2 separate regions of the Homo sapiens genome follow, and region 1 is linked to region 2. The links are chromatin loops, found by intact Hi-C in ENCODE. Cell type or tissue: PC-9. All regions are shown on one strand.

Region 1 (2,500 bases), 58 kb after region 2:
AAACTCATCAACGACCTCAGTTAGATTCCTCTTCTGTAGTGTGGAGTTAATCCTATGGTAGAGCTCAGTGTTGGAGCAAGGACAAATGATGACAATGTCAGGGCCAGCGTGGGTCCCAGCAGTGGTGCTTGGTAGAGGTCAGTTTCCTCCTCTCCTCCCTCAGCTCCCTCTTGAATTTCCCCTCCTATGAAGGGAAGTTGTCTTTCCATTGGTATTTGCATGCCAAAAGTCGAAGATGCCTTTTCCTTCCCAGACTGAAAACCTATGTAATTCTCGACATAAATGACTGTATGTCTGGTTTCTCTCTACTTCCATCTGCCCACCTTTGACAGGCTTCATGGGTATGTGACCTCCGTAGGCTTTGAAAGGCCCTGCTCTTGGTTTAATGTTCTGCTGTTACCACCCTAAAATTCTTAATGTTTTAACAATGGTTCCCCATTTTCATTTTGCACAGAGCCCTGCAAAGTGCCCATTCTAAACCCTAAAAACTAAGTAACTGGTGAAACATGACCACGGGACAGTCAGGTAATTTGATTTATCATCCCATTAATGTGTCAGCATTTCAGGATGAAGGGTATTTTGAAAGTAATGGAAAACACCTTAACCATATCCTTTGTAAACAAGAACGTAATTGAGTACATCTAAACCCCTATGAACGCCCAACCTTTAATCTTATTTTTTCAGCATGAAAAAACATCATCTCTTTCAGAAAGATTCTTCATTTATTGTCATTAACCCTCATATTAATAAATTGAAAATCTGAAAGTTATTCTTAACTTCAAGTGAAGCTTGACTGAATTATTATTATTCATGCCAAACAGAGCATTGAATTCTTTCTTTAGAGCATTTCTTACCTGGATGTAGAAGTGCTCTTGTTAATTTTACAGCAGACATCTGTTTCCTCCAATGTGTATGTCCAAGAGGTGTAGCCTTGAGATGAGGAAAGAAATAACATGGGCAGGGCAGGCATGCATACCAGACTGGATCGTCATTTGTCATTTATCTGGACAGAAGGCATACTGGCCTCATTCCACTCACCAGCTGGGAAGAACAAACTCCCTACACAGATATAGCCATCAAACTTAGATTATGGTGACTAATGCTAAATGAAGAGTCCACACGGGCTTTCTAGGTTCAGCAGGGCCAGACCTGTACTCTATGTACTCTTGACCCAGATTCAGAATTAATTTATCACCTTGACAGGCAACCAAGTGCCTGGAGTACTGAAACTTTAGTAGTTATTTAATGTGGGAATCACAGTAATGATGCTGTAATATAAAACAGCAAATATTTCCTAGAGGGACAGCATTTGGATTGGAGAGAGACTCACACCACATCCACAATTTCTTCTTCAAACATTAGAATACTTTTTGGAAAGCGACAGCCTAAATTGTAGGTTGTTTCTTGGTTTTAACTGTCATTTGTATTTGTTTGTTTTCCTCTAAGAAAACAAATATGCTCTTTTTTTCTTTTCTTTTTAATTTACTTTTTTTCTCTCACCTAAACCCCCATAGTAGACAGGCAAATTTAAAAGTATGTCTTTCAAAAACCCAGTTTGTCTTCCTACTGGCCATTTTGCCTTCTATTCTCTGATTAGAAAACTAATTGTGATACTTTATTATTCTTTAGATATAAGAATTCTGACTTTTTACACTTATCAATAGACTTTTTTGAAGTGTACAAGTTGGCAATATTAAGTTATTTGTTTTGCTGGGCTATTTCTGGAACTAAAGATTTATCACATAAGGTGACAAATTGAGAAAAGGAAAAAAACTAGGCTTTTTTTTCTTCTTAACTAATTTTTATTAAATTGGGGGCATCTAGTTACTGCAGTTGAGTAAGTGTTAGCCTTACCTGGGAAGCTGTAAATGATTATTTTGCCCTCAAGTGCAGCTGGCAGAGTCATCCATGTCCCTGAGGCACATCTGCAGAGTGAGTGGGCCCCTTTGAGCCTGCCCAAGCCACAGCTCACAGTGAGGAGGGAAGTGTAGCCCAAAGGTCTTGCCAGGCTTAGCTCACAAGGTGGCAGTCACTTAGCATCCAGGAAAGCTTCATTCATTGTCTTGAGGTGAGCAAGTGGCCACTTGACCAGCTTTCCCACAGGTAGTCAATAGAACTAATGACAGCTGGTCACAGGCACACTCCTGCCCTCGATCCCAAGGCCCTAAAGTGAGAGAACTTCTCGAGAATTTCATTCATTCCAATATTTTTTGGACACCTACTATATGCCTGGCACTGTGCCAGATGCTAGATGGGCAATGGTTGACGTGATACATATGGCCCTTGCTCTCTCACGGAGCATACAATCTAGTGGAGCAAATCAACGTTACAAATCCCACAAATTAGAGGGAAAAAAAAACAGTATGCTAAGTGAATTTAAAGCAGGACCTTATTTAGACAGGGGGCTAAGGAAAAACCTCCAACTTTAAGCAAGAGAGGTGACTCAGGTGAAGGCAGAGGGCTTACAGGTTGAGAAACAGCTTGTGTGAGGGCCCTGAGA
Region 2 (2,500 bases):
TCCCTCTGCTGTGAATCCCTCCTTGTTTTGATAACGGAGCCACTTACAGTTTCTTCCCGGAGGCTACTGCCTCAATTCAGGAAAGCCAGACAGGGAGGGGTGCTGGAGTGGAAAAGAGGGAGGGAGGAGAGGAGGGCTGCATCTATAATAAGAAGCACTGGCAGGTTCACACTTGTCTCAACATCTTTTTTGCCCCTGAGAGAAGAGCAGATAAATGACTTAAAAGAAAACCATCATGAAGGTAGCTCCCCTGTTTAGCACTGCTTTGAGATAAAGCAACAGTTGTAATTTGAAATCATTAATGATGACCCTAATTAGGGCTGAAGGGCGTAGTTGAAAGGAGCTGCTTTCTGTGTGTGGCAGCTGTGTGGCAGGTGGGAAAATGCTTGCCTTGCGGGTGTAATTTTTGCGACACCAGGACCCCGGGGCTCCTGAAAATTGGGTGCATGCACTTCTGACTTCAGGGGTGAGGATGGTAACTGTGTTTCACAGAGAAATTGCCATGGTTCTATCAGAGAGCGCCCTTGGCTGACAGAGCCTGCTGGTTAGTTTCCCTTGGGAAACTACTTAATAAATTAGCATACTCATTTTAATTCCAGCTGTTTAGGAGTTTACCATGGCCATTAACAGACGTGGAATCTTTCCATTACAGTCAATACTATCTCTTATACCTTGCAATAGAAAATATCCTTTTCCCACTTTGTGCTTGAGAAAAATACCTCATTAATACCTGGGCTTGAACAATGAGTGGGAAATAAGCAGGAGGTTAGTTTGCTATTGCGTGACATTTATACATTCCAGGAAAATTTAGTACTTGGGTATACATGCAAAGTTAGGGTTTGATGGTGACAATGAGCTCCATTATTCAAAAGTTGTGGAACAAATTGTTTTTGAGCACCCATGTATGTGCTGTGTGCCAGGGATGGTTCTGAGTGCTGTAGTTACACATCAGTCCACATGGGGCTGAAATTCTGGTGAGGGAAGGGTAGGGATACAGACTGCCTTCCCTCCAGGAACTTAAAATTTGATGGCTTACCTAGCACCACCTCATACCCCCACCCCCAACGCATCTTCTGGTTATTGTGAAGACTATGAATCTTTCCTTCTTGGGCAGTCTTTGAAACCAATGGTGTATCCTCACCTAGTGAACAGTTTGCATATTTGCATATTTGGGTTTCTTTCCTTCACTTCCAGCTTTCCTGGAAATGCCCCTTCTGGTCATTTCCTCTACAAGTTACACAGAGAAATTTAGATTTCATTGTGTCAAAGCAAGGATGTATACAGAAAAAAGGGAGAAGGAGGTAGCATTTGAGGTTAATGGTGGATTTTTTCATGTTTTGGTTTGTGTTTGAACAAAATTACTAGTCAGTGTTGGTTTAGAATACTGTTTTTCAAACAGTAAGTTTCCCATGAAATCACCTTAGCATTTAAAAAAATGAAATAAAATAGAATGTATGATAGTGTATTGCAGGGAGTCATAGTAAAGTTGGTAATTTTTAAAACTTTAGTTTTATATGTATGGTGGGTTGCAACATAAAGTTTACTTCTCACTATGGGTCGCTGTTATAAAAGATTGAAAAGCACTGATTTAAATCCTGTTTAGTGCTGCCTGGAGTACGTAAGGGAATTTATGACCATGAGGACAGAAACCGGAGAAGAACAAAGGAGCCGTGTGGAAGAGAAGGCCTGCCTTGAAGGAACTGTTCAAATCCAATGATATTTTACTCCTCTTTAAAATGTCTTGTATGAATATATTTAAGTGGCATTAATACACACCACTAGGAATGGGGTATACAATGAAAAGGGGATAGCTTCTCTTCACCAAGTAAGCCTATTCCTACTTCAGGGCTTTTGCCCTTCTGTAACCTCTGCTTGGAAGCAAGTGTCTGGTTCCTTCTCATCATTCCAGACTCAGTTCAACTCTCACCAGCTCAGAGAAGCTGTCCCCCACCACCCTTCCTAAAGTAAAGTAACAGCACTGCACCCCAACTCCAGCACTCCTGGTGTATTGTTTTCTTAGTGCTTGTCACTATCTGACATTATCTTATTTAGTCCTCTATTTTTGGTCCCTCTGAAATGTAGGCGGGAGTTCTTGCCTGTTTTTTAACTCTATAACCTATTGCCTGGAACATGCCTGGGATGGAGTAGGTTCTCAAATATTGAATGAATGAATGAATGAATGTTTATGACAACAACACAACCCATACCTAATCCAACTCCCATTTTACAGTTGAGAAAATTGAAGCCCAGAGAGGTTAAGTGATTTGCCTCAGACCCAGTGAGAAACTTATGAACAGGGTTTTGTTCTTTCTTGTGACACCAGACTAGTTCCCCGCCCCCTTTTTTAATGCTTAAAATAATTTGAAATAAAAGGAAAGGAAGGAGCTCCCACCTCCCTGAAACTTAAAGGGTTTCCTATTGACAAGTCTCTTATTGCACTTCCTTAGAATTAAGGACATAAGTAAACTGGGAAATCATCAAAACCCCCTTACTTATGAGT

What was found. Hi-C counts contacts between places; a loop is a spot of excess contacts. Peaks named below come from ENCODE experiments on the same cell type or tissue, not always from the same donor. Only the 100,000 strongest peaks of a DNase experiment are listed, where the experiment ranks them.
Region 1: it touches region 2 in a loop (6-fold over the local background); 3 of 110 quality-filtered maps call a loop at or near these places.

What each region holds. Positions count from the first base shown.
Region 1 is chr3:159,823,424-159,825,923 of GRCh38, forward strand. All of the region lies in intron 4 of IQCJ-SCHIP1 (IQCJ-SCHIP1 readthrough), which reads left to right. The region is part of intron 2 of SCHIP1 (schwannomin interacting protein 1); the gene reads left to right. LOC101928351 (a long non-coding RNA gene) reads right to left here. Exons shown (of 4, transcript XR_007096144.1): 1 at 855-2,500. Among named protein-coding and RNA genes, the nearest start is that of IQCJ-SCHIP1-AS1, 56 kb to the left of the region's middle. In PC-9, no CTCF peak of the experiment used is centred here; a DNase peak (open chromatin) is centred at 1,048; H3K27ac peaks cover 1,458 bases.
Region 2 is chr3:159,765,812-159,768,311 of GRCh38, forward strand. All of the region lies in intron 4 of IQCJ-SCHIP1 (IQCJ-SCHIP1 readthrough), which reads left to right. All of the region lies in intron 2 of SCHIP1 (schwannomin interacting protein 1), which reads left to right. IQCJ-SCHIP1-AS1 (IQCJ-SCHIP1 readthrough antisense RNA 1) reads right to left here. Exons shown (of 3, transcript NR_121669.1): 2 at 2,493-2,500. Among named protein-coding and RNA genes, the nearest start is that of IQCJ-SCHIP1-AS1, 1.6 kb to the right of the region's middle. In PC-9, a CTCF peak has its summit at 1,042; no DNase peak of the experiment used is centred here; H3K4me3 peaks cover 1,522 bases; H3K27ac peaks cover 959 bases.